2 separate regions of the Mus musculus genome follow, and region 1 is linked to region 2. The links are chromatin loops, found by intact Hi-C in ENCODE. Cell type or tissue: heart. All regions are shown on one strand. Each heading gives the region's core, and the rest is flanking DNA. Links, peaks and the distances in the headings are about the cores only.

Region 1 (11,485 bases), core at 1,469-9,468, 350 kb after region 2:
GGATTTTACTAGCTTAGAATTCACCTGGTAGGCCATGTGAGCCCCACGACTCTATTGACCCTGGCTCCCCAGAACTGAGATTATGAGTGTGTGCCATCACAACCAGGTTAGTTTATGTGGGCTTTGGGGCTCACACTCAGGGGTTTGTGCTTGTACTTTATTGACTAAGCCAGCAGCTCTCAACCCGTGGATTACAACTCTTTTGGGGGTTGCATATCAGATATGTATATAATGATTCATAACAGTAGCAATGAAATAATTCTATGGTTGCAGGTCACTAAAACATGAGAAACTGTGTTAATAAGTTGCAGCACTAGGAAGGTTGAGAATTAAGCTATCTACCTAGCCCAACCTTTTCTTCAGAGTTTCAAGTTTTACATTTGGTCCACTTAAAGCTGATTTTTATGCAGAATGAAATAGGAGATCCGACTTCAGTCTCCTGTATGTGGATAGCCTATATATGTTGCACCATTTGTTAAAGAGGCATCTTTTCTCTAGTGTTGTTTTAAAAACATTTGTCAAAACTCATGTGGTAGAGTTGTGTGGGTGTATATTTGGGTCCTCTGCTCCACTCAGCTATTTGTCTGGTTTTCCACTGGTATCATGTTGTGTTTACTGCAGTAGCTTTGTAGTATAGCTTCAAATCAGGTATGATGGAAGTAAAATGTCTCCAGCATCATTTATTTTGCTCAGGATTTCTTTGGCTTTCATTTTGTGTTTCCATATGTAAATCTAAGTCTATGTTTTCTTTTTCTGTGAATAAGAATGGTCTTAGAATTTTGGTAAGATTGCATTGAGTCTATAGAGTACTTTAAGTGCTGCATGTTAATATTTTTGTGTGGTGTGCACACACATGCATCCCCTGAGCCTTTAGTTTTTACTTCCGCTCCTATCCTGTGCACTCAGGCTGGTTGTTGAGTGTATCCCAGCAGTCTGGGATATGGCCATGCCCAGCTATCTATCCTTACAATATTTCAGTGTACCATTTGCTCATCTGTGTCTTTGTGGCTTACATTCTCTCTTCTGGCTGCTCAAGTATACTATTGGTGCTTTCCACTGTGTGTTCTTTTTCTTTCTTGAAAATTTCAAATATTTCTATTTAGCTTCTTAAATGTAGATTTCTGACCCTGTTTATAGCATTATGATTTTTTATCCATATTTTTAACTTTCTGATTTTTCTTCTCTTGCTGATTTTCCCCTCCAGTTTCTGAAATGATTAATCTGCATGTTTATATTGTATTTAAGGTTACTAAACAATTATACTACTAAACTTTTAGAATTTTCTTTAAGCATTTAATTCAGGGGCTGAAAAATTAGGATATTTTAATGGACTCATGATGCCTCAATATTCTTTATGCATATTTTATAATTTGTATGTTTAGATATCTAGTTTTATTTAGCTATATTTTACTTGAATGCAACATCCCCATTACTAGTCAGCATAGAAAACAAACAGCATCAAACCTTATAGGATCTAGAAATATACTAAAATAGATTAGACCTCAGCCCACTTAATCACCTATGATCATAAAATAGTAATGGGAAGACTAATTCTGAATATGTTGTGAAGAATTGTTTTAGATAATTATAAAAATAATAAGTAAATGAAATGAAGAAAACAGAGAAAAGGAAAAATGAAGGAGAAACAAGATTAAAAAAATTTTTTTTCTGAGGAACTGCCAAACTGATTTCTAGAGTGGTTGTACCAGCTTGCAATCCCACCAGCAACGGAGGAGTGTTCCACTTTCTCCACATCCTTGCCAGCATCTGCTGTCACCTGAATTTTTGATCTTAGCCATTCTGACTGGTGTGAGGTGGAATCTAAGGGTTGTTTTGATTTGCATTTCCCTGATGATTAAGGATGTTGAACATTTTTTCAGGTACTTCTCATTCGGTATTCCTCAGTTGAGAATTCTTTGTTTAGCTCTGTACTCCATTTTTCAATAGGGTTATTTGGTTTTCTGGAGTCCAGCTTCTTGAGTTCTTTGTATATATTGGAAATTAGTCCCCTGTCAGATTTAGGATTGGTAAAGATCCTTTCCCAATCTGTTGGTGGCCTTTTTGTCTTATTGACAGTGTCTTTTGCCTTACGGAAGCTTTGCAATTTTATGATGTCCCATTTGTTGATTCTCGATCTTACAGCACAAGCCATTGGTGTTCTGTTCAGGAATTTTTCCCCTCTGCCCATATCTTCAAGGCTTTTCCCCACTTTCTCCTCTATAAGTTTCAGTGTCTCTGGTTTTATGTGGAGTTCCTTGATCCACTTAGACTTGAGCTTTGTACAAGGAGATAAGAATGGATCAATTTGCATTCTTCTACATGATAACTGCCAGTTGAGGCAGCAGCATTTGTTGAAAGTGCTGTCTCTTTAGATGGTTTTAGCTCAATTGCCAAAGATCAAGTGACCATAGGTGTGTGGGTTCATTTCTGGGTCTTCAATTCTATTCCATTGATCTACCTGTCTTGTCGAACTTCGTTCCTCCTTAGAATGGTGAACAAAATACCCATGAAAGGAGTTACAGAGACAAAGTTCAGAGCTGAGATGGAAGGAAGGACCATCCAGACACTTTCCTACCCAGGGGTCCATCCCATAAACAACCACCAAATCCAGACACTATTGCATATGCCAGCAAGATTTTTGCTGACAGGACCCTGATATAGCTATCTCTTATGAGGCTATGCCAGTGCCCCTCATCTATTGGCTGAAACACAGGGCCCCCAATGAAGGAGCTAGAGAAAGTACCCAAGGACCTGAAGGGGTCTGCAACCCTATAGGAGGAACAATATGAACTAACCAGTATCCCCAGAGCTCATGTTTCTAGCTGCATATGTAGCAGAGGATGGCCTAGTCAGCCATCAATGGGAGGAGAGGCCCTTGGTCTTGCAAAGATTATATGCCTCAGTAGAGGGGAATGCCAGGGCCAGGAAGCAGGAGTGGGTAGGTTGGGGAGCAGGGCAGGAGGAAGGTATAGGGGACTTTCGGAGAGGAAACTAGGAAAGGGGATAGCATTTGAAATGTAAATGAATTATCTAATTTTTTAAAAAAGGAAAAAACAATTGGAAAATAACATAATACAAGGGAGTTGAAAAAAGCATGACATCACATACAACTCAAGATCGTAGATTACACAATCAAGACAGAGTTGGAAACCAAAGTTAGATAAAAGAAATCGAATATAAACGCTTGGGTGGGCATGACGGTGCAGGGAGTAAGGGTTGTTACAACCCCTGGCAATCTGAGCTTGATCCCTGGAACCCACATGGTGAGAGGAGAACCAACTCTTGCATGTGTGGCTTCCACGTGAGCACTGTAGCATGAGTGTGGAAAAAAAAAAGCACACACTAAACAAAACATAACAGATACATGTGAGTTAAAAAAAAAGGTAAAATGGTATTAAAATTATAGCACGGGGGGGGGGGGGTAGAGGGGGAATCATGGTGGGAAAGGCAAGACAGAAAAGAAAAACATCTAACAGTGAAAAGGCATGCAACTAGGAGAATGTATGAATGGGAATATTATTTTAAAAAATCAAAATTTGCTGCTAAAACTGATGTGGAAAGGGAAAAAAGTAAAAATAAAAGCAGGCTAGAGCAATGGCGTGGTCGGCATAGTGCATACGGACAAGCACAATGACCAGGCTTCGTCTCCAGCATAGGCAGCCGAAGCTCCCTGCACTGGGGTAGATGAAGATGACGTCATCTCTGTGACCCATCTGGCCGTGTGCATGAGCTCCAGTTTCACTGTGAGACTCTGGACTCAAACAAACAAACAAACAAACAAACAAACAAAAAACCCAAACCAAACTAAGAACCAAACGACCACAAGAAACAAAGGCCCCAAACAATAAGGTTGATATTGTTTTCTCCGGCTTCCACATACATTCATACACATGTACCTCGACTCACATGTGTATACACACACACACACACACACACACACACACACACACACACACACACAGAGAGAGAGAGAGAGAGAGAGAGAGAGAGAGAGAGAGAGAGTGAGAGAGAGAGAGAGAGAGAGAGAGAGCAAATAAAAATAGGGAGCATAGCGGGCCAGTGGGGAATGGAATACTGGACTCCTTCCTAGTTATATATGCATGTTGTGTTTGTTGTTAGGTGCCATTTGTAGCATGTACTTCTACTATCCAACTTTAATGTTCCTGGGTGGGCCGTGCTATCAGCCACCTGCCCAGGTTCTCTAGGATTCGTGGATGAAACACACACACACACACACACACACGTTCTTTCTTTCTTTCTTTCTTTCTTTTTTTAATGGTTTTTTAAGACAGGGTTTCTCTGTATAGCCCTGGCTGTCCTAGAACCCACTCTGTAGACCAGGCTGGCCTCGAATTTAGAAATTCACCTGCCTCTGCCTCCCAAGTGCTGGGATTAAAGGCGTGTGCCACCACTCCCAGCACACTAGTTCATTTTTTTTTTAAGTTTGAAACTTGTTGAGATTTACTTTTGGTACAATGAATGATATGTTTTTTTAAATTTTTATTTTTATTTTTTTATTAGGTATTTTCCTCATTTACATTTTCAATGCTATCCCAAAGGTCCCCCATACCCACCCCCCCCATCCCCTACCCACCCACTCCCCCTTTTTGGCCCTGGGGTTCCCCTGTACTGGGGCATCTAAAGTTGGCAAGTCCAATAGGCCTCTCTTTGCAGTGATGGCCAACTAGGCCATCTTTTGATGCATATGCAGCTAGAGACAAGAGCTCCAGGGTACTGGTTAGTTCATATTGTTGTTCCACCTATAGGGTTGCAGTTCCCTTTAGCTCCTTGGGTAATATCTTTAGCTCCTGCATTGGGGGCCATGTGATCCATCCAATAGCTGACTGTGATCATCCACTTCTGTGTTTGCTAGGCCCCGGCATAGTCTCACACTGTCCGCCTGGCCCGAGAGGCACTAGTTCATTTTTAACCTGCCTTACTGGCTCAATAGCTAGGCTCTTCTAATCCTCCCATGGCTAACATGCCCATACTTTTAATCCTAACTCAGCACTTCTAAATCTTCCTCAGCTTAGTTGCTGGTTACCGTATGTGAAGCCCATTGGTCTTGCTGGGAAGACGCTTTCGGGCTGCCCTTCCGTGGGCCACTTTCCCCTTCCACCTACATTCTGGAAGACTTCTCTGCCGCTCTGAGTCTGTTCCATCTCTTTCCCTGCAGTATCTTGATTCTTCTCCTCTCTCCTAGTCTGTGGGCAAAAGTATCTCCAGTAACTTTCTTTGTGTACCATAGACCTCTGCTGGTCATAGTTAGCTTAGCAGTCTGTGAGCTTGGCAAGTTTTCTCACTCTTTGAGACTCCTAAGGTTATATTCAAGGGGGTGGCTAATGCTCTAGCAGGGGGCATCTCAAATGTGTCAGATGCATAAGCAGCAGCCATAGCTTTGAGATGTGTGCAGAGGAAGAACCTGCATTCGTATGTTCACGATGTATGTACTACTCCCCATGCTGGGGGCTCTACTTCCGAGTTCTTGGGTTCTGTGGCATTGGCTACCAGATAGGTGAGTGCAGAGCTGGAGCCCACACTCAAGAGCTATCAGACTGTGTGCCTATTTCCATTGAGAAACCTGCTCCAGCCACCAAAGGTGGGCTCATTCACTGAACCCCCTGAGCCAACCCTCCTGTAGCCTACAGTGTCAGCTTGTCAGCAACTGTCCCTCCTGCTTTTTAAGTGTCCCAGGGCTGAACCTTGTGAAATGACAGCTGCCTGGCTTGTTGTCTGTTCTCAAGCCTCCCAGTCTAGCTCAGTTTTAAATACAGATTCATTGTCAAGAACTCACCCCCTACTCATAGGGTGATAAAATGGGGTTCCTCTCGATTACCTCACTGGTTGCCAGAGGTATCATTTTTACCTAAGGCAGAGATTGCATTGGAGGTGGCGAGGGCCGTAGCCCTGGGGATTTAGGACAAGTCTCCTCTCCCCAGAGTCACTCAGCTTAGTTATTAGCCCTGTCCTCTCTCTCTCTCTCTCTCTCTCTCTCTCTCTCTCTCTCTCTCTCTCTCTCTCTCTCTCTCTCACACACACACACACACACACACACACACACACACACACACACACACACACACACACCGAAGGCCACAGCTACAGTTGTTTGGTGCAGCTTACCTTTTCTCAGTCTCACCCATCTCTTCCTTCCATTGTCTTGCTGGTTCCCTCACTGCCATTCCAAGTTTCTGAGGCTGACTTCTGCTTTCTGCCTCTGTAGTCAGTTTACTCTGTCTTCTCCTGATGTCTCCTTGACCAGTCATGTGCAGGCAGATTACCATCCTCCATTTTTCCTTGGAAGCCTCAACTTCTTACTAATTATGTTTTTTAAGAAATTATTTTCAGCATAGTAATACAGTGGTTTCTGTGGTTCATATACTGAATGAGTATTTTAAGAGAATTTCTGTCATATGTGGAGTGAGTTCTCTTTATCCTTGGCCATCTGTGCCTTGCATTGTTGTTAGATGTTTATGTGATTTGTCCTTCCAAGAAGTGGACTTAAGTTCTGCATCCATAATAAACCAGACTCACACTGCTTTGGGATCTATATATTCCCAGTGAAAAAATACATACAAATTCTCTTTTTCTTTCCTTGTTTGATTGTTTGTTGGAGACAAGGTTTCTCTGTGTAACAGCTCCAGTTGTTCTGGAACTCACTTTGTAGACCAGGCTGTCTTTGAATCCATAGACATCTATCTGCCTTCTTTTGCCTTCTCAAATGCTGGGATTAAAGGCATGTACTACCATACCTGCCTACAAAAACAAAACAAAACAAAACAAAAAAAAAACAAAACAAAAAAACAAAAAAAAATCCTTTCTTCTTTGTTCTTAAATTAACTTGTATTACCCTTATTTACATTGTTGTCCCTTAGGGGATTTAGGTCAAGCCTATTGTTTTTTTTTAAGATTTGTATTTATTTTGTATTTTTTATTTTTGAGATTATAATTTGGTTATATTTCTTCCTTACCTTTCCTCCCTTCAAACTCTCCTATATACCCTTCCTACTTTCCTTCAAATTCATGTCCTCTTTCTTTAAACTAATTGTTATTCATGCATATGAGTATGCATATATACAATACATACGTGCATACACACACACACACACACACACACACACACACACACACACACATATATATATATATATATATATATACATACACACACACATATATTCCTAAATATAACCTGTTCATATAGTTCATATAGTTCATATAGTGCTTCTTATATGTATGTTTTCAGGCTGACCATTTGGTATTAGACAACCTGTCAGTGTGCTCTTCTCATCTCCCCCATTTCCAGCTTTCCTCGGGTGCTTGTAATTCTTTGTGTAGCCTCACGGGCTTTTTGCCATTCAGTTTGGTGTATTTGTTGTAGCCATCTTTGTTCAGCTCACATTTGGGCAGGTGTCTTGGTGACATTTTACGGGTGCACCTTCTGGTATTACTAGGAGATACAACCTCACAACAAACTTCCTAAATCTTTTTGACCCCTCTTCTGCAGTGTTCCCTAAGACATAGGTGAAGGGAGTGTTTGTAGATAAATCCATTGAAACTAGGCTGTACAACTTATTTGAAGTGTCATCCTTATTGTAAGACATTTCTTTTGTTTTTTTCTTTCTAGGTGAAGGGGACTCAGTTGTAGCTTTTTTCTGTTTTCTTTCTTTCTTTCTTTCTTTCTTTCTTTCTTTCTTTCTTTCTTTCTTTCTTTCTTTCTTTCTTTCTTTCTTTCTTTTTTTTGCCACTTCTGTATTAAGAGAGAATAATAATACATTTGCAGGAGTAAATAGGCATACTTGCCTATGTCAGTTGTGGCTGGTATTCAGCCCACAGTATCTCAAAGCTGCTTTCAGATATTTGAGTACTTAAGGTTGTCTAATACTGTGGTCCAGTGAAAAGCTTGCTCGTTCTCCAGTGAGTTAGAGTTTCAACTTCATTCATAATTTATGGTGTTTTCTGGGTTGCAGAGATTCTAGGTGGTAAAGAGGCTTCACTAGAAACCTGTTACCCACTGGGTGTTGTTTTGTGGTTCATGGATTACTTTATTGAAGTTTTACATTTCTGACATATTTTTTCTGTAACTTTCATATATATTTCTAATTTAGTTGTACTGTGGTCAGAAAACCTGTTATGAATATTTAGGTGATCCTTAAACAACTGTTCTGTGACATCCTTTTGTAATCATGTTTTATAAATGCTGTTCATACATGTGCACCATGCAGGTACATGTCCTTCCATTTAAGTTTGTGGATTTGTCTAACTTTAAAAATATAATTCACATAACATAAAACTGACATGTTTAAAACACACAATTTAGTGATTTCAGTATATTCACAGAATTGTACAGCTTTGATTAGAGTTGTCTGTTGTTTTGCATTCTTAGGTTTTCTAAAACAATGCTAAGCAGTAGAACACTATTATTTTTAATTTTCTGGTAGCCAAATTCAGCAAAGTTAGAAGAGGTTAATTTAAATACTGTGTTTTTTAAGTTTAAAATTTTTTGAACCTTCAAAGCACATATATAGTGTGGTTTTATCTTTCAGTAGTTCATCTTGCAGGCTGCTGTCTGTCTGTCTATTCTGAGAGCAACCCTCACTTGGAGGCTGTGCTTCAAGTGCTTGTCTGTGGCACGCAGTGAGAGCCCATGCAGCCCCACTGCTTCAATGGATGTAAACTGCTGTTTACTTAGAAGTCCCGAAGGCTTTGAATTCATGTATTGCTCCCATAGTTTTTAGCATATTCTTGCTGAATATTCTCTTTGCTATTGTTTTACTGGGTACATAGCTTTTACTTTAATATGTTCACATGCTCCCTACCCCCTTTAAAGAAACCTTAAGGTAGCTTCAGTTTTAACTGTATCTTGTAAATAGCATGGAATTGGATTGTTTTAATTATACACTTCCTTAAAAACTGATGGACTTACTCCATTGACAGTGGTTATAGCTGGATTTGGATTCATAGCTGCATATTTTCCAGCTTTCTTTTATGTAAATTTGGATTCCATAATTTTTGCTTTTGGTTTAAAAGCTTATATTTCTGGATTTTTTTCTTTTCTTTTTAGAGTCAAGGACTGATGAAAGAATCTTGTATAAATAAGTCAACCATTCTACTACTGAATTATATTCCTAGCCTCAATAAAACCTGCTTAATTTTTGATGTCTTAGTTGGTTTTTTCTTAAACATTTAAAAATATTAAGGTATGGTTGACATAAAATAAACCACACATTTAAGTTGTACATCATAATAAATGTTAGCACTTATATAATATATATATTTAAACACTGCTATACTAATTTCAATATTATAATCAAGATGAGATGTCCATCACCCACCACAAAATGTTTTCTGTTCCTTAGTAGCCCCTACGACTCGCATGCCTAGATAACCACAAACTTGATTTTTACTCACAGTGGTTTGTTATACTAATGGAATTCAGAGCTCTGCTCTTTGTGTCATCTCCCAGTATATGTTTGGAGATTTATGTAAACTATTAAGTATATTGATTGTTTATTCTTTTTTTTTTTTCTGAGTTGTATTTTATACATGGACACCAGAAGAGGGCATTGGATCCTCTTTTGAACTGGAGTCACAGGTGGCTGTAAGCCTTGATGTGGGTGCTGGAAACTGGACCTGGGTCCTCTGCAAGAGTTGCAAGTGCTCTCTCTTAATGACTGGGCTGGCAAAGTGTTTTATAGAGTAAGGCTTGCTGCCTGGTGACCTGAGTTTGGCTTCTGGGACTCAGATGGTAGACAGGGAGAACACATTTCTCTAAGATATCCTCTGACTTCCACATGCGCACTGTGGCACATGTGTGTATGCACATATACATACAGAACAGATACATAAATAAGTAAATGTAGTAATTTTAAGAAGTTAAAATGTATTTAATAATAAATTCAAATTATAATAGATAAATTAACAAATCACTGTGAGCTTAATGGTTTAATCAATAGTGTTGTCATTAGGATTGAAATAAATTAAAGTGGTTTTACAGCATCTATCCAGAAATTTAAAAGAGATTATTTTTATCTCAATGTCAATTTTTATTAGTATATTTAATATCTGACCAGTCTTTTTTCTTTCTTTCCATCTTTAGATCACAAAATTTGTTCAGGACAGACATAGAAACAGAAGAAATAGACTTCGTAAAGATCAACTTAAAAAACTTCCCGTACATAAATTTAAAAAGGGTAAGTGAATATTGTTGTGTCCTAAATATTAACATATAGTGTTTCAGAACACACGATGGCCATATTTACTTAATACCACTTTCTGAGTCTCTACTATATACCATTCTTAACACTCACTAACATTAATAATGAATATTTGGGAAAGATTTTTTATGTACTGGTAGCCTGGTAAAGGCAGGAAGAAGGTATGGGATTGGTATAAATCTTAATAATGAAACGGGGAGAAATATACATTGCCACCACCATGTGCCAGTAGCTCTGTATACTATCATAGGAAAAAAATACTTTCTTGCACTAAGGTAGTCTGCCCTCATTGACATTCCTCCTGTGTTCTCAAATGCTGTGATATATGCTGCTGTATTGCTCTTAAAACCATAGGTAGCTATTACGTGTTTGCATTTTGCATGTCATGTAATTTTCATACTAATATGAAATGGGTACCATTGGTATCTTTCCATTAAATGCAAGGAAATAGAGGTTTACAGAGGTTTGCACTGTATTGACAGAGCTGGGAAGGAGTCTGGAATTTATACTATAGCCAATGCTCTGTGCTAAGTGAGTTTCAGATGTAGGTGTATACTTGTTCATCATGATGGCTAGTACATCTCAGACTACATTAAAAACATAAAAATAAAATATTCTGCTTAAAGACTGTTTAAAGAAGGTAAAATAGAGAAGGCATTAAAACAGAGTTCTAGGGGTTGGAGAGATGGCTTGGTGGTTAAGAGCACTGGCCACTCTGCCAAGAGAACTTGGATTTAATTCCTCAGACCCACATCCATCTGTGAATGGTATATCCCAGGAAAATCTAGTACCCGTTTGTGGCTTACCTGGGCATCAGGCATGCAAATGATGTTGCCCATATAAATAAAATAAATAAGACAGTGAATGAATAATGAAAAAGCAAAGCTTTATTTTCCATATAGCTAAATGTTTTATTACCATTTATAATTTTATCTTGTTATAAATATAACAGTAAAAACTGGGAAAACATTGAATTTCATTTTTTAAAAGGACATAGATGCTATAAAACTGCAGAACATGTGAGGTGAGTTATTTAAATTTGTTTACAGATCATACCCAGTATGACAGTCTACCTCTAGAGATCACTTTTAAAAGCTCCATGGTTTTGAATATGACCCCATCTTTTAGTTGAAAAAGTTTTCTCATACAATATATTCTGATCATGCTTTCCCTCCTCCAGTGTCTGCCAGCTCCCCCCACCGCCTCAGTGAACCAACTCCATGTCCTTTCTTTCTTTAAGCAAAACCAAAAAAAAAAGCCCTGAAGAA
Region 2 (11,485 bases), core at 1,275-9,274:
GCCAATTGCTGGGCAGAAGGAACAGGCAGAACTTCTGGGTCCCTGGAGGCAAGCAGACAGACACAAAGGATTGGGCCTGGGGGGAGTGTTCACTATGCTTCTGAGGGAGAAAAGGTGACCAGCCTTGTGAGATCTCGGATGCAGTGGCCATGGGCTGCTCCTACAGGCCGGTGGTTGGGAGTATTTAGCTGGGACCAGATGTAACAGAGCAACTAAAGTTGAGGGCAGGTGGAGAGGTGCAGAGCTAAGAGTATTGATAAAGACATGCTTCTCCAGGCAGGAGACAAGTAGCACCCAGCAATTGTGCCAAAAAGGCAAGGGGGACTTGAACAACTGTGTGTATCCATGTTTTTTATCCATGGATTCGAGGGAAACTGGGCAGGGGCTGGTAGCTCAGCGCATTCCCAGAGCATAGGCGGAGTAGCAAAAGCTACATGCAACATGAAGGTTAAAGTATTGCTGTTTAGACAATGAAGTTACCAGCTAGAAAACTCTTGTTCTAGCTGGTAAAAGTTCTTGTGTTCACTGTACCATTACTAGTACTTACTATGGTGGTATAAGTTACAAACCATGAAAGGTCTGTTAAGAAACTACACTGTTGATATGAGGAGGAATAAAATAACTGGCAAGAAAGGGCCCCTGGTCCTTCTGTTTATCTTGACGCAAGTAATGAGAATGCATTTCATTCAATAATACACAAAAAAGCAAGTTAAAAATGGAGATTTGAGGGCTAGTGAGATGGCTCAGTGGTTAAGAGCACTGACTACTCTTTTGTTGATCATGAGGTCAAATCCCAGCAATCATGTGGTGGCTCACAACCATCTGTAATGAGAAACAAATAAAAAAAAACCTATGGGCCAGAGCAAGCGAGGCCAGAGCAAGAGGGAGAAGGGAAGGGGAAAACAAATGGAGATTGGAAACTATCCAATAAGGCTTTCCTGAAAGTCTCCTGCAGAAGGCAAAGCTTGAACCTGGGGTGAGTAAACTTGAGACTACCACAAACTCTTACAAGCACTCACATATGCTGAACCTCTTGGCATGAAAACAACTGGTCAGTGATTTATATTCTAGCAAATACAAGAATCCTTTGGCTAATAGCCTCACTATCTAATAGTGCACACACATATTCATTCTCATATTCTCTCTCTCTCTCTCTCTCTCTCTCTCTCTCTCTCTCTCCCTCCCTCCTCCCCTCCCTCCCTCCCTCCCTCCCTCCAAGAATAGCTGCATTTCCTATTAACCAAGTGGAGAGAAATCAGCTCCTGAAAGTTGCCCTCTGATCGCCACATGTGTACTATGGCACAAGTGTGCTCACACATGCACTAAATAAAAGATAAAGTAAAAACTTTCTTAAAAGCAGGAAAGGGAACTTCTTGGAAGGAAGGAGGTTACAATCGAGAGGGTGAGTAGAAAGATGTCAGAGTGTAGTGAGGGGTAAATAAGCATAATATATATGTATGAAAATGTCAGGATGAAATCCATTTCTTTGTATGCTAACCAAGAAAAAATAAATAAAGACTATATAACAAAGGGTAAGAACCTGTAGAATGCGGATGGGAGATGCTCACTGCTTTTCCACATTTTAAATCCAAGAGAAGTGCTATCCCATTCTTCATCATTGGGTCCTAACTAGTTACACCAGTCTCCAAGTCACCAAAAGAGGAAATGCTATATCCTGTCTGTAGGGGTCTCACTGGATCATGTTTCTACCTTCTTCAAGTAACTAACAAAATGCAAGAGACTGCAGAGGGCTCTTTTAACCCTAACAGCATTAAAAAAGTAAATAAATCGGACCATTTATTATTAACAATGCAATGGAATGACTTGTTTAAGATTATTGTACGATTATTCTTGGGTCACAGACCATTCCAAAGAACAGCTAAATATAAGGAAGACCTCTGCTTCCTACCCTACCAGGATGGATAGTGGAGTCACATCTTGCCTGTAGCCCAGTGGCCAAAAAACCATCCCAGCCTGGCTCTGATACAGTCTCCCAATCTTAGTGTCTGGCTTTAACATTGCTTCCAGCTCCTGAATCCATACAATTATTCCCTCTGTCTGGAACACACGTCCCACCGAAGCCCATTTCCCTTAGTTACTAACCTACAAATGCCAGGTATCAAGACACTCCTCCCTGCCCCTATCTAAAAGGTCACCTCCCACCACCCATGACTGTCTGTCTTTTAACCTGCACCTATTTTCTTCACAGCAACTTGGGTTTTATCTGTCCTCCCCAATGAATGACCCATGAAGGAAGGGATCTTATTCACCATGTTCATGCCTACACACCCACTACCTGTAACCATGTTAAGTATGTAGTAGTAGATACCCATAAAATACATTCTGAGTAAGTAAATAAGAAATAGTATTTATTCAAATAGAAACATTTAAAAAATATGCTGGTGATAACAAAATGAGAAATAAAAGGAAAAAAATCACACCTTCAACCACAAATTAGTACACACGCTGCCTAGTTAACAGTTCACCTGAATCCTCCTCCACTGTCCCTAACATAAGATGCACGGTGCTAAGTGGCCAGTAACAGAAACAGCAGCACCAAATACTTGGATGTGAATTCTGGCCTTGCTGTGTCCCATTGAGGTATTTCACAATTTTGTCCCCTACCACCTCACAGCGGGGGAATAATAACACCACATGTGCAAAATGCTGCTGTTATGACAAAGATGCTCAGAACAGAGCTTGCTCCAGAAGTCACTGCATCGATATCTAATGTCACCTCACCTTGTGTTCTACATACCAATCTCAAAAACACAGGTTAAAGACAAAATAAAGACACTGGCAGTAAAGGACTTGCCTAAGAGGTACAAGGAAAACCATGGGTTCCATCCCCAGAACTACAAAAATAAGTGTGTAAGCAGATAACTTTAAAAGTATCCCTCAGTGTTGTGTGGAATAGATCCACTTTGATACCTAAGAGTTTCCTCCTAGTCACCTTTCACCTTTGAAAGATTAAATCAGAATGTGAAAATTCATCACAAGGCTAAGAAAACTTACACTGCCTAAAATTAGGTTTAACTATAGAGTGGTGAGAGTTGTATTTTATAATATAATAGTTCTACATTTAGAACTTTTAAAATTCTACCTGCCTGGTTTCCCACTGTTGTGTTTTGTTTTTATTTTGTCAAGTTGACACACGTTAAAGTCATCTGGAAAGAGGAATCTCAGTTGAGAAAGTGCCTCCATCAGATAGCTGACAGGAGAGTCTTTGGAGCATTTTCTTGGTGGGAGGACAGCCTAGCTCACTGAGGGCAGGGCAGGACTACCCTAGGTAGGAGGTCTTAGGTTATACAAGAAAGCAGGCTGACTGAGTAAGCCAGACAACACATTCTTACAGGCCAGGCTCCTGCCTGTAGGTTCCTGCCCTGCCCTGCCCTGCCCTCCCGCAGGTGATGGGATAAATATAAGATGGAATAAAGCCCATCCTTCCCAGGTTGCTCTTTTGTCATGGTGTTTTATCATAGCAACAGAAACCCAAGTAAGACAGTCCTGTTTTGAAAGGTTAAAAAAAAAATCCCCATATCTGCCCACAAATTTGGGGGGTGGGGGACAATACCAAAGGCTAAAAATAAAGGACCAACCTCCCCAGTATGTCCTTATCAAAACTGGGTAATTAAAGTCTAGATCAGAATGCTTTTGACTGTCACCTGATAGCTGAAGCCCTTCTATAAGCAAAAGGGCAATCATCCACCTTTACCTCAACCATGAAGAGTGCTCAAAACTAATTATCATCCTCTCTCGTCTTGGCAGGTGTGCTGGTTAGTTTACGTCATCCTACACAAACTAGAGTCACCTGGGAAGAGAAGCTTGCATCTGTAAGACTGGCCTGTGGGCAGACCTGTGGGGCACTTTCTTGATTGATGACAGATGTGGGAGTGCAAGCTGAGCGGCCTAGTGGAGAACATTCCTCCATGGTTCTTGCCTCGGTTCTTGCTTTGGGCTCCTCCAGCCTTGGCTTCTTCCTTAAAGGATGGACTGTAGCTGGTAAGACACTCTTTTCTCCTTCAAGCTGCTTCAGGTATTTTATCACGGCAACAGAAAGGCTAACTATTGTGGTCTATTCACAGGGCACCACAAGCCCTGTCTAAAACAGGCCTCTGATTTCTCCACATCTCAGTACTTCAGGTCTCTCTTCCTCCAAACACATCTTACCCAGCTTTAGTATTTAGGTTATACAGCCACAGTGATGTAAGTTAAAATAGCACCAAACCTGCCCAATCTAGGCCTATAGCTTGTAAATAAAATACCAGGATTGTGTGTCTTTTACACAGACTAGCTAGAATAGAAAAACACCAATTACAAGATTCTAGACAGACAATCACAAAGAATAGACAATGGACAGGCATTAGGATGTTCATCTAACCCCTATATTGCTGTTCTCTGGTCTTACATCCATCTCCAGGAACATCATTACTTCTGCAATTACTCCAGCTGACTTCCCTGCCATGCCATCAAGCCGTGTGTCAGGCGTTGGGCAGGTCTATCAGTGCTTTCACCAAGCCACACAATGCATGAGCATGACCACTGGAGAATATCGGGTCTTCGAGGAGTCAGGATATCACAAAACTCAAAGGCCTCGCAATGGCTCTTAAGCTACTAGTGAACTACAAGATCCCTCCAGTCACAGATTTGTGGCAGACAGAATGAAGAAATTTCTAGTTGTAATCAGGTAAGGTACTGGCTACTTCTCAGTTCTGTGGGCTATTTGCCAGTGGAATTCTCAAGAAGTAGTTAAGGATGCTGTTGAACCTGTCCTGAGCTTGGCATAACAGAAAGCAGTGATGCAATGCAGAGAAGAGGACTTTAAAATCACAAGAGTTCAAATCCCAGGTCAGTTACAATAGAGCTGTGAAATTTTAAACTAAATTCTTTTTTTAAATTATTTTTTTAATTTAAAGCTGGAGAGATGGCTCAGCAGTTAAGAGCACTGACTGCTCTTCCGAAGGTCCTGAGTTCAAATCCCAGCAACCACATGGTGGCTCACAATCATCTGTAATGAGATCTGACGCCCTCTTCTGGGGTGTCTGAACACAGCTATAGTGTACTTACATATAATAAATAAATAAATCTTTAAAAATTTTAATTTAAAAAATGCTATTTATTTATTTTTACATGTATGGGTTGGGGGGGTTGTTTGTTTGCCTGCAGGTATGTTTGTTCACCAAATGTGTGCAGTGCCTAAGCTATTCAAAAAAGAAGATGGGGGACCCCCTTGGAACTAGCATAAGAGCTGGTTTTAAACTACCATGTGAGTACTGAGGTCTGAACTCTGGGTCTTTGGACAAGCAGTCAGTGCTCTTAAACATCTCTGCAGCCCCTTGGACTAAATCCTTGACAGTTCATTTAAGATGCTTTATGAAGCATCTTGTTGGACATAGATCAAAGAACACAGTGAGACAAACAATAGAAGGTGTCATGGACGGCACAGAAAGATTTGCGAGGCAAAGAGACTTGACTAGACTTTGCAAAAAAAACATGTGAAGCCTGAACACAGGACTCCATTAACTTAGTTTACTGATGAGGAAACAGGGCCAGAGAGAGTTAAGTGGTTTTCCCAGAGCCCTGTAGCTAACAGCAGGTGGAGCCAGTGTCTAAATCCAGGCAGTTTGACCTCTGAGGCTATTCCGGTAATTTCCACAGACAGTACCAGGGAGAAGGCAGTGAGGACTGAAGTTGGCAGGCCTCAAATTCAAACCCTTTCACCTACTACTGGAGATGAAACTTGGGCAAGTTACTTCATTTCTCTGATCCTGTTTTCCCAGCTATAAAATGGAAATACCAACCCCATGACCTCATTCAGCTTGTTTAGAAGAGAACTTAACGAACCAGCCTATTCAACAGCACTGAGCACAGTTTTTCCTCCCCGAGCCGGGAGGAAGATGGGATTGGAAATGTTTTATGATCCTTTTCGATGTATATGGGTGGAGCTAGTATCCCGGGAATTCACACCACATTTAGCAAAGTTTTAAGGTTCGGTTTTAAAGGCCAGTCTCAGAAAGTTCTGAAAAGCTGCAGCCCTCCCTCCTCCTGCCCCCAACATTTCTTCACATACAAGCTGGGAATGGAAACCCTTTGTAAAACAGAGTCTTTGGAGTGAGTTACTGGTAATCTGTTAGCTCCCTTAAACAACAAAACCAAACGTCATTTATGGATTCAAAAGGCACCCTCCTAGGGCTGAGAAGCTGTGCGGTGGACGCAGAGGATAATGAAAGGCAGAGACAATTTGTGAGTTAAGAAGTTCTGGAAGCTTCCTCCCCTCTAGTTCCCCCACTGGCCTGCAGCTCTGTGGAATAAATCAACAGAAGAAGCTAGAAAGTAAAAGGCAATGGAGAGCGGGGCCTGGCTCCGAGTGAGTGTTTTTGGCTCGCAGGGCACCTCCCACCAGCCAGCTCCTGCCTCGGCTGGAATGTACTTCAAAGGGAGCTAACTGAATGATAATAACCTCTTCTGAGGGTGCTCAGCTTGATTTAAGTGTGTAGCCGGGATTCTACAAAAATGGAAGACCGAATTGTTTTAATTATGAAGGGTGGGGCGAGTAGAAACAAATGAAATGAAAGCGGTATTTTAAAATCCCACCGTTAAAGCGGCTATTTCAGTGCAGAGGTGCAGCTCACTCTTTCTTTCTCAAAGCCACGGAGACTGCAGAGGCAGACTGCCTGGGAAGAGGGGGGGTGGGGGGGGATCTGGTGTCAATCTCTTTTGTTGAAAGCCTGTACCAATCGATTCTAGAAATTCACTGCCACATTTCCTGGAGTGTCTCTTTGAAACACCTCGCACACACTCAGCTGCCAGACTGGCTCTAGAAAAGTGCAGATTCGAAACTCTGATACTTTGGAGGAAACATTTGTTGAGTCTGTAATTATTATCCAAAGCCTGTTATCGCCTAAGAATCACTTGAAGGAAGGAAAAATGTAGATATACTTCTGACTTAAACAAAAATGTAAAGTAGATTTTTTGAAATGGAATACTTCCTCATGCCTCTGTGATCTCATTTTCCTTAGTACAAAATAAGCCTCCAGTTTAAAACAATGACCAATTTGTTTTCGAAAGGACTTTTTATTATGAACATATTTATTTAAAGGGACAAGTACGTATCACGGAAGAGGTTGGTTTGGAGTGATGGAGCCGGGGAGTCTTTTCTAAAAAGATTTGAACTGGCACCCTTTTTCTTTTCTTCCCATTTCCACCCTTACCCGGACCAAAGACTCATCATGTAGCTCTGGTTAGCCAGAATTTGCTATGTAGACCAGGCTGACCTGTAGCAGGCAGTGGTCCTTTGCTTCCAGAGCGCTAACCTACGAGATAGACATACACTACCTTCCTTTGTGGGGGAACACAATAGACGCCCTCAACTCCTAGACAAATTCACCACTTTCCATCCCAACATGTGTGATAAGAACATGTGTTGAGTAAATATATGAATGGATGAACTTAAAACAGCCATCTTACTACAGATGACTTAGGGATATATGGTGAACGTAGGACAACAGGACCAGTCAAATGCCTTAGTCAACCCTGAAACCTAACTCTACAGTGTGCTTTCCTAATAACTATACCTCATGTTCCAAGGGCTATGTAGCAGCCACTGATTGCCCTATACGCTTTGCTAGGTATGTTTTTAAGTTCTGAAAAATCTCTTAAAAACTCAAGACAGAAAACAGCCCTTTAAATCTTCCCTGAGAGGAGCACGGCTCTCCTTGGCAGCATGGATCTGAAATGGCTGTGTGAGGCTGGGCAGCTGACCCTACCCCCACCCCCAGAGTGGCTGTCAAGCTTGACAGAAATCTGTAAAACCTGCTGAAAGAATCCTGTGCCTGCCTCCCTCCATCTGTGTCCCTGTTGCCCTGGAAACGAAAGGCCAACCTTAGTCAGCAGTTTTGTTTACAAGCTTTGCTCTCCTGCCCCCATCCCCACCCCCAAGTGCCAATTAAAGAGAGGACAGAGGGGAAACAGTATGGAATTGCCTTGAAAATAGTTAACAGCGCAGGCCCTCAAAAGCTCGATGCTGTTGCTTCAAAAACATAATGCTAAATTTAGAAACTAAACTTAAGGAAGTATGCCAAGTTGAGAGACAGACAGACAGAAATTCTGAATGATGAAATATGGGGATGAGACCTAAGGCCTCATGCATGCCAGGCAAATCATCTACATGTGCTACATCCTTATAAGAACTCCACAACATGTATGAATATATTCATGCATATATGTGTTTGGTATACATGCATCCCACCTATGCATGTATAGACACCATACCACACGCATGGAAATCAGAGGATAACTTGTGGTAGTTGCCCTCTTTCTGCCTTATGATTTTCAGGGGTCAAAGTCAAGTGCCATGCTTGGTGGTAAGTGCCTTTACTCTTTGAGTCATTTTACAGGCCCCTCTTTCTATATATATATGTGAGTGTACTATCGCTGTCTTCAGACACACCAGAAGAGGACATCGGATCCCATGACAGATGGTTATGAGCCACCATGTGGTTGCTGGGAATTGAACTCAGGCCCTCTGGAAGAGTAGTCGGTTCTCTTAACCTCTGAGCCATCTCTCCAGCCTCAGGCCCCTCTTTTTATTTTCCTATTTCGAAACAGGGTCTGTCACTAATTGCCTTAAACTCACTTGGCAGCCCAGGGTGGCCTAAACTCTCAATTCTCCTGCCTTAGCCTTCCAAGGACTTGGAACGAGAGGCCTGCTACCACCAGGCCTAGTCTAGGTAAGACGCTACCTCTATGGAGAGCCTGCTACTTTGACCCCAATTCAGCAGTGGTTGAAGAGCTTACTGGGCAGGAGGAGTGGTCAATGAAAAGAGATTCAGAAGTATCTTCTACTGTTTCCACAGGAAGTGGAGCTGTCTGGGCTCAGTGACAATAACAAAAGTCAAAGGGGTAACCAGTGGGACCCAAGGAGGTGATGACGTTAATTTACCCTTTGACCAACAACTTAGATTAGAACTAATTATTCTGTCTCATCTGCTACCATAAAAGCCATTTCAAAGCAGTCACGTCCCACTTATCCTTGTATTACTTTCAATCCCATGGATACTGGCTAAGGGAATCAATAGGGAGAAAAAGGAAGAAAGAGAGGGGGAAAGAGTTTCATCCTAAACCAATGAAAACTCGTTTTAAAACTGCAATCAAAGCCGTCTCCGATTCTATTTTGTTAACGCCCTCAGTGACTTCAGCACCAGTGAGCTAACACAGGACTCTACTGGGCCTGGTGGCAGAGTACAGGCCAGAAAGCTATGCTACGGACTGAGGAACTGCTTTCTTCATGGAGCAACATCAAACCATAGGCGTAGAGTAATAAATGAAGAGGAGGAGGAGGAAGAGAAACGAACAAGGGCTGAGAAGACAGGCTGTTCAAGATCTCCTGCAGGCAGGGGAGCCAGGCTGGTTACAGATCTCTCAGTGAGCAAGAGATGGTCAGAGGGCTGCTGGTGGCTGAGGCAAAACAAACCAAGGTGATTTTCTAGATACCCCAGAGGTCCCACCAGGAAAAACCAGTCCTCCTCACTATAAATTCCCATTTGGTGCTAGAAAGCAGCTGAACAGGTGAACCAAAGGCCATTTTTTACTTTGAGTCTTTTCCTATCTCTACCCTGGTGTCAAGGCACAAATAGCAAAATGAAAAATCACCAGAAGAAAGAAGTCAAGAAGCCTTCCAGGGGTGGGCAGTATGGGTCGGTGGGTAAAAGTGCTATTCGGAGCAAGCTTCACCATCTGCGGCCAACCCCTCAAATCCCAGACTGGAAGGAGAGAGCTGACTCCTGAGGACTGGACTCTGACCTCCACGAGTATGCGCATACACACTAATAGCAAAAGGCCTGCCAAAGGGCTGGGGTAATGACTTAGCAAGTAAGAACAACTGCTGATCTTGCAGAGGATACAGGTCAGTTCTCAGCACCCACAAGATGGTTCACGTCCACCCTTAACTCTCGTTCCGGGGGAGCCAATGATCCTCCAAAGGATCCAGGCATGCCTATGGTGCACATATATGCATGCAACAACATTTACACATATAAAAGAAGATGCATCCTTTTTAAAAAATTGAAGCTGAGCAAGATGATATCCAAGATATTCTGGAAATATCCTCAGAAAACACTTTCATACCATTATTATATGGCCTTATTTATTACCTATGACTTGTAACGGGGACCATGCTGTTTCTGGATGGGTTTGGGGTGAGGAAAACAATCTTCCATGATTAATAAGTCTACTTCAGAGGGTTTTTCCTCCTATAATCCAGTAACAAAATTAAAGAGATCAAAACCATCCATACACACATACACACATACTCACTGGTACTCACATGCACATACACTACACACACACACACACACACACAGGAGTCAAAGCTAAGCAGTCATTGCCAGCCTTTCTTTTGCTGCACTGTGGGAAGGACTGGAAACTGGGATTCCCTAAAATGCACCAAGTTCCCCAGCTGCCACAGCTCAGTTCTGAAGGAACTATGTTGGCATTTCTGTAATATGAACCATCAAAACTATCCTTGGCTCAAAGGCACCTCCAGCTAGAATAAAGGAAACAATGCCAGGCCCTTTTCCACACCCCTTTTCGAAAATTCTTTCTGTGGGAAAGGAGGAGACAGGGCAAAAGAAAGGCAGAAGAGACGGACACAAATCACTCCTAACAAAAGAGTGACTTGAAGAAACACACACACACACACACACACACACAATCATTTAAATACAAAATGATTTATAAATGCTAAATGTATAAAGACAATTTATAAATGCTAATTCACATTCTATTTCCAAATAAGAAATTGACTGATTCCACATAGAAATATCCAAAAATGGAAAACAACAAATCATATGATTATCTCCTGCCAAGAAACATGATAGGCTATATCTAAAAACCTTAATAAAAATTGTTACCATGATGCAGCCAAGAAAGCGAAAATGTAGATTCTATGAGTAAACGTAGTAACTATAGCTACTTAATAGTCTTCTTCATTAACTTGATATTCATTTCCCCTATTTTCAAACACTGCATCTGAGCTGTATTTGATGAGCAAGACATTACTATTGATAAAAGATGTATAGATTTTAAAATAACAGCTGTAACTTGAGAAAGTCTTTACAATACCCCTATATTCCCTTCCAAGGATACTCTCTGAGCAGTTAAAACTATATTTTTAACAATGGCAAAAAGGCTCAAACTCAGCCAGGTGTCTTTTTTTCCTCCCTCCCATATCCCCTTCTTCTTTGCTTCTCTGTCTTTCTTTCTCCCTCTGTTCTGGGAACAAGAACCTTGAACACTCTAAGCAAGTACTCTCCTATTGAGCTATGCCCCTAGCCAACTCTGGGGCCTCAAACTCTCATCCCTGAGTGGGTCTTCTGAGTTATGGATTGAAGCCATGCCTGGCTTTTTTATTTTGTTTATGACATACAATGCTGAACCCTCAGAAGATATACAGCAGTTTTCTCTTGACCAAATAGGTGAATAAAGA

Evidence for each region. A loop is a pair of places that touch in the nucleus more often than their neighbours do. Peaks named below come from ENCODE experiments on the same cell type or tissue, not always from the same donor. Only the 100,000 strongest peaks of a DNase experiment are listed, where the experiment ranks them.
Region 1: it touches region 2 in a loop (2.3-fold over the local background); 4 of 42 quality-filtered maps call a loop at or near these places.

What each region holds. Positions count from the first base shown.
Region 1 is chr3:57,810,408-57,821,892 of GRCm38, forward strand. It overlaps Rnf13 (ring finger protein 13), which reads left to right. Exons shown (of 10, transcript NM_001113413.3): 8 at 10,100-10,193. Among named protein-coding and RNA genes, the nearest start is that of Pfn2, 32 kb to the right of the region's middle. In heart, for the core only: a CTCF peak has its summit at 5,268 (motif pointing left); no DNase peak of the experiment used is centred there.
Region 2 is chr3:57,464,795-57,476,279 of GRCm38, forward strand. All of the region lies in intron 4 of Wwtr1 (WW domain containing transcription regulator 1), which reads right to left. Among named protein-coding and RNA genes, the nearest start is that of Tm4sf4, 45 kb to the left of the region's middle. In heart, for the core only: a CTCF peak has its summit at 1,685; DNase peaks (open chromatin) are centred at 5,667 and 6,417; H3K4me3 peaks cover 792 bases; H3K27ac peaks cover 2,081 bases.